3 separate regions of the Mus musculus genome follow, and regions 2 and 3 are each linked to region 1. The links are chromatin contacts, found by Hi-C or POLR2A ChIA-PET in ENCODE. All regions are on one chromosome and are shown on one strand. Each heading gives the region's core, a stretch centred on a gene start or an enhancer-like site at or near the end of the contact. The rest is flanking DNA. Distances are from core to core; before and after follow the strand shown. Region 1 holds the start of Ccdc97 (coiled-coil domain containing 97). Region 2 holds the start of Hnrnpul1 (heterogeneous nuclear ribonucleoprotein U-like 1). Region 3 holds the start of Exosc5 (exosome component 5).

Region 1 (2,948 bases), core at 22-2,521:
AGAGAATCCCTGTCTGGGGGAGGGGGGAAGGGGAGGAGAGACACTTGTCAAGTTGCTCTAGGAGAAGGTAAGGAGGGGTCCTTGTCCCTAGCCTGGGAAATGCTGCTCTTGGCATATGTGTGTTGGGCAGCATCGCCCTCTGCTGGCCATTCCTGGTGATGCAGCTGGGTTTTTACCAGGCCATTCCCCAAATGTCGGGAATGCTTACCAAGTTCTAACTCTTCCAAACCTGTTTCAAGATTAATGCACCACCTTCCTCGTTGTGATCTCCAGTTCCTTTCCTTGGTTCCCTACCCCAAACCTTATGGGTTCCAAACACCTCATAGGGCTACGAAGCCCTTTATGATCTGACACTGACACGTGGCCTCCATTTTTTTTTTTGAGTCTGGGTTCTCTGGCTGCCCTGGAACTCGCTCTGTAGACCTGGCTGGCCTCGAACTCAGAAATCTGCCTGTCTCTGCCTCCCAAGTGCTAGGATTAAAGGTGTGCACCACCACTGCCCAGCTTCCAATAATCTTTTATTTTTTGCTTTCTTGAGAAAAACTTGCCATGTAACCCTGGCCGGCCTTATTCAAGACAAGATTTCGTCAAACCCTCAGTGATATCCCTGCCTCTGTCTCCTGAGTGCTGTATGCTCTGCATAGTAAACAGTTAACAGCACCCAGAAGTACCTTTGTCAGCAAAACTGCCTGAAGTACTTCCTAACTCCTGCCCATGCCTTTCAGGTCTCATCTGGGGGCTTTATCCCTGCCAGAAAGTCTCTGACCCTGCCTGTGGTGAGCAGGTCCTTCCCTTTTACACAGCGAATTCCTCATATCTGCAGGTTTCCTTCTTGTTTGGAAACACAAAGGTTCTCCCCCCAATTTAATCTCATGCCAGCCCTACAGGCTGGATGTGATGATAGAAGGAAGTCAAATCTACAGAGAGCACAAAGTTGGATGAGATGGTTCGGCGGTTAAAGATGCTTGCTGCCAACCTTGACTGAATTTTATCCACACTCCCATAAGTTGTCTTCTGACCGCATAAGTATTTTTAAGAGGACTCGAGGGTCTATGCGATAGGGCCAATACAACCACTCCAAATATTAACACACGAGGACCTCAAGTTAGAGTAGCGATCAAATGACACACGGTCCCCGCTGACTTTCCCATTTGATAGGTTTAAGATCCATCAGCGGGGCTACGCATGCGCATAAGAGAAGGCCCGCCTTTGACCCGGAACTTTGATGCTTGGGTGCCGCATAAAGACGCTTGCGTAACCGGAAGTACCTGCGGGTACCTAGGGTCCAGCCTGGCTTCCGGAGCCCGCTGTGGCGGTTACTGTGTTGAAGAGACCTGTTATGGAGGCGGTGGCAGCTGCAGAGGTGACGGAGAGGAAGCCGGATAATGGTGAGACGTTTGCCAGGCTCAGGTGACCGGAGGGTGCTCTTGCGGTGTGACCAGGAAATGGTTCCGGCAAGCGCTGAGGACTCTAGGAAGTCTGACCGCCGCTTACTGGCACTTTCAACACTTGGTCCACCTTGTGGGTCTGGTTATTCGGCCTTGTAGCAGGTTGACGTTTCCCTTCTTCTTTGAAATGAACCCCTTTCCATGTCCTAGGCTAACCCACTTTTTTTTTTACCATGCCAACGCTTCAAGCAAATAACAACTCTCCTGCAGATTCTTCCAGTCTCAGACCAACCTTTCTCAAGTTAACATCATTTCTGTGCCAACCTGAGTTTCTCCGTATCCCAAGCTAGCTCTCCTCTTGTCCCATGAAAGCTCACATCAAACCAACAGCCCCCATTGCATTCTAACCCTTCCTGACCCCAACGTCTGCCTCTTTAGGTCCTAAAGTTCTCATTCCGCCCCTTTAGGTCCTTTCTCCCTCGCACCTTCAATGCCTTTTACTTTGCTACTGACTTCCTACAAGTATTGGCTTGGGGGGGCGGGGGCGGGGGCTTTTGTTTTGTTTTGTTTTGGGGTTTTGTTCACAGCCTTTTATTATTGCCAAGGTCAGCCTCCAAATTGCTGTCCTCCAATCCCAGGTCCCAAGGTACTGAGTTTACAGCCCTGTGCCACCACGCCTGTCTTTAATGTTTCATAGTAGTCTGATGTGCGATGACAACTTGGAACTGGGAGTTACTGAAGCTGAATAGCAGATTATGAATGTAGAGGCAGAGGTGTGTTCTAGTGTGTGTTTCAATCTTTGATAATCTCCAATTGTGGTGATTTATATCTGTAACCCCAGCACTTGGGAGACTGAGGCAGGAGATTACCCTTAAGTTTGAAGACATCCTAAACTACATAGTGAGTTCCAGACTACAAAGTCAAACCCTGTACTATGAGGCCCTGCTTCAAAGTATATATATTAACATTTTCTGTAACAAAATTGTATGTATCTTTTAAACTTTCTGGTGCTGGGCCTCAAGCCTTACAAATGCCAATCACATTTGCTACCATGAAGCCATAAAAGAGAATCTGGGGCAAGATGTGGTGAAATGGGCCTATAGTCAGGAGCCTAGAAGGTTCAAAGCCAGGGATTAAGGCCGTAGCTTATTAGTGGGATGTTTGCATAGCATGCCTGAGGCCCTGGGTTCAATCCCCAGCACCATCTAAACTGTGTGTGGTAGAGCAGGCCTGTCCTCCTAGCACTGCCAAGACACTGCTCATAATTTTCTTACCCATCACCTACTACAGCGTGCTCTCCACCCTGAACTTGTTCCAGTCAGGTAGGATCCCCAGGGACGTCCATTCATGGCTATTCAATCTACTTGATTAGAGTTTTGTTGTTTTGTTACATTCTCATTGTTATTCATTCATTTGTTTGATTGTATATTTATTTATTTGAGGTGGGGTTTCACCCTGTAGCCTAGGCTGACCTAGAACTCACTATGTAGTCTAGCCTGGTCTAAAACTCATGAATCATTCTACCCCAGCCTCCTGAATGCTGGGGCTATTTGTGTGTGT
Region 2 (3,286 bases), core at 741-3,240, 36 kb before region 1:
GAAACATATAAACCCACACTTGTAAATCTGCAAACATCAGCAGGCAGGTACTCACCAGCAATAGGAAGAACCTTTAGTAACAGACACAGAACAAGCATTACACACACTCAAGAATCCAACATGGTGCACATAATCCCGGCGCTTGAGAGGTATAAGCAGAAAGATCAAGACTTCAAGGTTGACCTTGATTTCACAGAGAGATGCAGGCCAGCCTGGGCTACATGAGACTGTCTTAATAAAGAAGAAAATAAACTAACATGCCCAGACTAGTACAAAAGATTCTCACATAGGCAAACATTCAGATTGTTGAGGAAAGATGGACCAGAACACCTCGAACCACAGATGGACAAAGATCCGAGTCTTCACTTTTTCCTAGTCTGTGACTACTACCATTTCAAGAACCCTATGCGGCGCCCGGTCGCCCCCCGGTGGTGGTTCCTGAGAACTGGGTACAGTTCAATCCGGGCCACAAAGTTTTTTTTTTTTTTTTTTCTTTCAAAAAACAAATCATTGTGGTCAGCTGGGAGGAGAGAGGAAGTCCGACGTGGGCGAGGGGCGGGGTGTCTGGACTGGAACCTCGGGCCCACGTGAGTGTCTGTCCCGCTGCTGAGTGGGTGCTGTGTGTCTAGGTTGCTGTGGTGTGAGCTTGTAGCGTGAACTGTCTTAGCTGAGCTTTGTCGCACGATGCTGCATGCTTGTGCCACACCTACACTGCCGTTTGAAGTCTTATCCTGAATTGATGCTTTTGGCCTGTCACGCCTATTCATTTATTGTGGGATGTTTGCGTGTGTCTAATAGAGAGTGTTTGTGGCTTTTGTTGGGAGTTAAGGCTATAGATGTCGGTGCACATTTGCGTTGTGCGTCTCGGTGTTATTTCACTAAGTTTTTGTCTTCTGAGCAAAGGGCGACAGGTGTATGGATTAACACAACCTGTCGTAATTACGGATTCTCGTGTGCGAATTGGTCAGAGTAGACACAGCAAGATTGAGGTTGAGCAACAACGGTTTAATGGATTCGAGATGGAAAGCCGCGAACTTCTGCAGCTATGCCCAGAGCGGGAAGGCTCTATGGTTGCGTGCAGAGTGGCTTGTCTAGCAACCATAGAGAAAGCGCCCTGGGAGGTTGTGCATCAAAGGGAGGGGTGCGATTTACCACACAACTTTTCTCCCGTTGTTAGCCTAGCCCCTGCTTTCAACCCTTCAGCGCTCTCCAGGACCAATTTTGTTGTTGTTGTTTCTCATAAAGGCAACTGGGTTTCTAACAAACGATGAGTAACAGATCCACTTGATTTTCATTCCGTATTATACCCTGCTGTACGGAGAACTTTGAGAGGCAAGCCTCTCAAGAATGGCCAATCTAGTTCGCTTTTTCTAAAGCGCTCAAGCTCTGGCAGTGGTGAAATATAACAGTAACTGCGATTGGCGAACAGGTTGTTTTGAAACCGCCCTAACGGCAAGGGGCGGGGCCTCGGTGAATTAATCTCCTTCCGGTTCCCGAAAGGCAACAGGAAAGACGAGGGTTGGCCGGCCTCTTCCCGCCGCATTTGATTGGTTGTGGTGGTTTTACCCGCTTGGCCTCCGCGAGGGGGCGTGAGATGAAGACCAGTTAGAATGTGTTTTACAGAGAGTCTGAGGGAAGCACGGCGCGGAGAGACTGGGCGGTTGTTCTGAGATCTGGCTGCTAATGGCTCCAAGTCGTTACTCCCTTTCCTTCATTTGACTGTACCGCAGCGGGCGCGCGAGCGCTACCCAATCAGCGCTTGCTCCGCCTCTCGCCTTTTCCCGCCCTCCACTCTGGCCGCGACTTCAACGTAGGCTAACGCTTCCTCTTAGGCAGCTCCTGAGCCCTCTAGTACCGTTCTTTTGAAAGCCACACTGTGATTGGCTTGGTTCCCGGGCCCGCGCCCGTTGCCCCATGCGCTGACCAATTGAGACTCGTTTTACATCGTACGGTCCGGGCAAGGGGGAGGAGGCGGCGGCGGCCATCTTGAGCCGCCGCCGCCATTGGAGTGGCCCCCCCTTTTCCCCCTTCGCCTCCTGACAGGCAAGGTTTAGGGGGGACAGAGCCCTGGGAGGCCGGGCCAGGCTCGGGGGCCGCCCCGGGGGCCCGGGCCATGGATGTGCGTCGCCTGAAGGTGAACGAACTTCGCGAGGAGCTGCAGCGCCGCGGCCTGGACACTCGCGGCCTGAAGGCCGAGCTTGCTGAGCGGCTGCTGGCGGCGCTAGAGGCCGAGGAGCCCGAAGACGAACGGGAGCTCGAGGCTGACGACGATCCGGGGTTACCTGGGCACAACAACGAGGAGGTCGAGACCGAGGGGGGCTCCGAGCTGGAGGGGACCGCGCAGCCACCGCCGCCCGGGCTGCAGCCGCACCCGGAGCCCGGCGGCTACTCGGGGCCGGACGGACATTGTGAGAGTGCGCGGGGCGGGGGACCGGGGAGCCTGGAGTCCGGGCCGAGGACGGGCTGTGGGACGCGGGAGCTCGACTCCACAGAGATCCAGGAGATGGTCTGAGGAGCCAGGGATCCTGCCACCTGCCGTTGTAAAGGATCTGCGGCCAGGGCCTCGGGGCAGCCTGAGGGCGGATCCTGGCCTTCGGTGCAAGGAAAACCGTGTGGAGGGGGATGGATTTTATTTTAAGGCGACCAGGGTCCTAGCGGGCGGGCGGGGAGGATTTTATATCCTGGGATTCGGAGACTGGAAACTGCTTTGGGGTTCTGTTTTGTGGCTTTGAGTTGGAAAAAGTCGGAAGAACTAGACGTTTTAGGGAAAGGGGTGTCGGGGGGCGGCGTCTTGGAAAATGAGAGATTCTAGCCGAGCGGTGAGCTGACAGCTTGGGGTAGCCATGCTAGTCCACCGTTTGGGCTGAGTCTCAAAAGCTGGATTTTCAGGTAGCGGAAGAATGGCCTAGGGTGCAGGTCAGGGAGAATTTTAAGGGTAGAAGATCTTTGATTTTCTTCACGGATGGGATAAGATCTGCTTAGTGCTGGGGGTGGACTGGCACTTTGGACCTACGGGTGTCCAAGGCTGGGAAGAGTCTCCCAAAACATGGACTGAACTCTCCAGTGTGTGCCAGGTGGCCTTTTAGGAGGTAATGAAAGACCAGCAGATTTGGAAACCCCTATCCCCAACTCCTACATTTCCTCGAGGTTACAGGGTCAACCTTGAGGGCAGGTACAACTTGTATGTTTGGTACTGGGAGGTCTAGGCTATCTAGTTGGCTTCCAGAGGAGATTTGGGATCTAAATGGTGACAAGAAAGGACAGAATCTTCTCATGGACAAAGAAA
Region 3 (3,020 bases), core at 26-2,525, 60 kb after region 1:
CACCATTGTCAACTCTGTCTCTGCCCTCTCATCTGTCTACTCTGGTAGTTTCTCACCCTCTCATGACCTCTCAAAGTTGGCTGGCCCGACTGGGATATAGGGTTGTGTGGGTCTCAGCCACAAGACTTCTCTTTTCTCCCTATTCATTTAGTCTGATGAAATGTGTATACCAAGGAAAGGCACGTTTTCTTAAATGATGGGACCGGGGAAGGGGAGATGCTTCTCAGCCCAGGATGGGAAGATCACATTTAATTTGAAGAGCACTTACTTAGATGTATCATCTGCCACAGTAATTATATTTAAACCAGTGGTGGTGATGTGTCTGTCTCAAAGGGTATTTATGCAAATAAACACCTTAGCCTCAACCGGTGATGTATGGATCTAGAAGTGTTTTTTAAGAAATCTAGTCAAAGCCAGGCGTGGTGGCGCACGCCTTTAATCCCAGCACTCGGGAGGCAGAAGCAGGCGGATTTCTGAGTTCAAGGCCAGCCTGGTCTACAAAGTGAGTTCAACAACAAAGTGAAAACAACAACAACAACAACAACAACAAAAACCCAAGAAATCTAGTCAAGGGGAGCTGGAGAGATGGCTCAGTGGTTATGAGCACTGACTGCTCTTCCAAAGGTCCTGAGTTGAATTCCCAGCAACCACATGGTGGCTCACAGCCATCTGTAACGGGATCTGATGCCCTCTTCTGGTGTGTCTGAAGACAGCTACAGTGCTCTTATATAAATAAAATAAGTCTTGAAAGAAAGATAAAAGAAAGAAAGAAATCTAGAGAAGGGTAATATCTGCCTTGGTGAAATACCTATTCTGGGATAGTCACTCTTATGAGAGTGGTCTTGCTCTCGATCTCCTCTGAGAGGGATTTACCAGGCTGGCCAACTCATTTCTTCTCGAGACGGGAGGTGGGTATACTCAACATCTAGAAATAAGTTCAAGGAGGCGGGCGTACTTGGTTACATACTACACAGTAACCGCTCTTCAAAAACCCTTCTTCGGTGAGGATGGCGCGCGCTGAGTTAAACTTGGTGAGGCTCGTACCTTGAAGAAAAGAAGCAGATCCATCCGGCCGGGACAGCAGGTTTTGCTCACAAGCAAAGTGCCGGAGACTGCAGACTGGACTTCGGGGGCTGGACTCTGTTCCGGTGTCAGTGAGTAAATTGGCGTCTGCACGCTTTGCGCCCTCCATAGCCGCTGACCACGCGCGCTGCGGCTCCCACCGTAGCTTCCGCTTAGCGGCGCGCGCAGTTCTACCGGCCGCGTACCTATTGCGCATGCGCCCGTCTAGGGCACGCCCGAGTTGGCCCTAGCACGTGGCTCAGCGTTTACTAACAATCTGGTCCCGCCCACCTCCACCTCCCAATTCTGGCATAGCCATTGGACAACAGGGAACAGGGGGAGGGACTTGGAGAGGGCCCATTTTGCTCAGGGCTCCGGGTCCTGAACCCTGAAGGTTCAAGTTAAGTTGTCCTTTTAGTTGCCTGAATTAGGAGCAACTAGAAGCAGACGACCGGAGCAATTTTAGAGACTAAAAATTGCCACCTTACTCATTTATGCGTCTTTGTCGCAAGGTGGTTAGAAGCAGATAGCGTGTTGGCCTAGCGGTGCTGCTATTTGAATAAGGCATCTGGTGGGACAGCCGTATGTCTATCCTGTGAGAAAGGAGGAGTGGTTATTAGCCAAGATGGCGATAGTGATGTCTGCGGCCAAGATCTGGAGGCCGAGCCGTGGCCTGCGCCAGGCTGCTCTTCTCCTGTTGGGACGATCTGGGGTTCGGGGCTTGGCTAGATCTGTGAGTATCTGAGCCCCACGGGGTCTTTCTTAGGGAGAAATAGAGACGTAAAAGTTATTCTTACATTGTGTGAGACACCGCGGGCTGTGAAGGAAAGAAAGAAAAGGTCCGAGAAACTTCTTGAAGAGAAATTCAAGGGAAGAATCCCTTTAGAGGAAAAGCAAGGCAGCTACTTGTGGGCCTCGATAGAAGGAGACGAGACGGGGGTTGAAAGGACAGATCAGGTTTTCATAGGGTCCTACATTGCTTAAATTCCAACTGTAAAGGGAGTTGAGCAAGAAACTGGTTTGATTCCTATGCCACCTGATCAAAAGGCAAGGCAAGGGACTTTGCCATGACTGTCCTTTACACAAGATGATTATGAAGGGAGACAAAGAGAGCTACAAGTTCAAACAGGACCCTTTGCCCACGTTATTTTTTTGAGACAGGATCTCACCCACGAGTCCGGAATGGCCTTTAGCTCACCCAGATGCTTAGACAGGCATCGAACTGGAGATAGTCCTGTCCCAGCCTCCCAAGTACTGGCATTACAGATGTAAGCTACGGTGCTTGGCTGCCCACTTTTCTTGAAAACACTGGAGAAAACTCGGAATTCCCTTTTGATCCATTGTTGATAAGGGCAGGATAACACTTCCAAAATCTGTTGCGGTCTGGCAATGTACCACCACAGTGTAGAATGCTTGCCTAGCACGCGCCACGTCCAGAGTTTGGCTCCTAGCCCTGTGTGTTTGTTTATCTGGATATGGCGACACATGTCTGTAATTTCAGCGCTTGGGAAGTAGGAGAGGAGGCATTTGAGGCCAGGTTGAGTTACGTGAGACCCTATCTCAAAAAAAAAAAAAAAAGATTTTTAAAAATGGTTTACTTATTTTTATTTCACGTGCATTGTTGTTTGGTCTGCATGAAGATGTTGGATTCTGTAGAACTTGAGTTGCGTACATACAGACAGTTTTGGACTGCCATATGGGTCCTGGGAATTGAACCCAATTCCTCTGGAAGAGCAGCCAGTGCTCTTAGTCACTGAGCCATCTCCCTGCACCCCCCAAAAGATTCTTTTTAAAAAGAATAGGACCTGGTGTGGTGATGTATGCTTTTGATTCCAGCACTTAGGCAAACAGATCTCTGTGAGTACCAGGCCAGGGCTACATTGTGAAACTGTGTCTTTTTCTCTTTTTCATTTATTTATTTATTCACTCCACATCCCGATATCAGCTCCCCCTCTCCT

Evidence for each region. A loop is a pair of places that touch in the nucleus more often than their neighbours do. ChIA-PET counts read pairs that join two places held with the same protein, here RNA polymerase II (POLR2A).
Region 2: a map of heart shows a loop between it and region 1 (3-fold over the local background). The contact joins the promoter of Hnrnpul1 here to the promoter of Ccdc97 in region 1. A Hi-C loop is called at or near these places in 8 of 37 maps with a recorded cell type or tissue (CH12.LX, gastrocnemius, heart and 2 more). POLR2A ChIA-PET finds 5 or more read pairs at or near these places in 4 of 5 experiments (Patski and embryonic stem cell).
Region 3: a map of heart shows a loop between it and region 1 (4-fold over the local background). The contact joins the promoter of Exosc5 here to the promoter of Ccdc97 in region 1. A Hi-C loop is called at or near these places in 1 of 37 maps with a recorded cell type or tissue (heart). POLR2A ChIA-PET finds 5 or more read pairs at or near these places in 3 of 5 experiments (Patski and embryonic stem cell).

Annotation. Positions count from the first base shown.
Region 1 is chr7:25,717,358-25,720,305 of GRCm38, reverse strand. It overlaps Ccdc97 (coiled-coil domain containing 97), which reads left to right and starts at 1,271. Exons shown (of 5, transcript NM_028771.3): 1 at 1,271-1,388. The coding sequence starts at 1,340.
Region 2 is chr7:25,753,463-25,756,748 of GRCm38, reverse strand. It overlaps Hnrnpul1 (heterogeneous nuclear ribonucleoprotein U-like 1), which reads left to right and starts at 1,990. Exons shown (of 15, transcript NM_144922.3): 1 at 1,990-2,408. The coding sequence starts at 2,114. It overlaps Axl (AXL receptor tyrosine kinase), which reads left to right. Exons shown (of 20, transcript NM_009465.4): 20 at 1-249.
Region 3 is chr7:25,657,408-25,660,427 of GRCm38, reverse strand. Exosc5 (exosome component 5) reads right to left here and starts at 1,275. Exons shown (of 6, transcript NM_138586.3): 1 at 1,045-1,275. The coding sequence starts at 1,192. Bckdha (branched chain ketoacid dehydrogenase E1, alpha polypeptide) reads left to right here and starts at 1,667. Exons shown (of 9, transcript NM_007533.5): 1 at 1,667-1,795. The coding sequence starts at 1,688.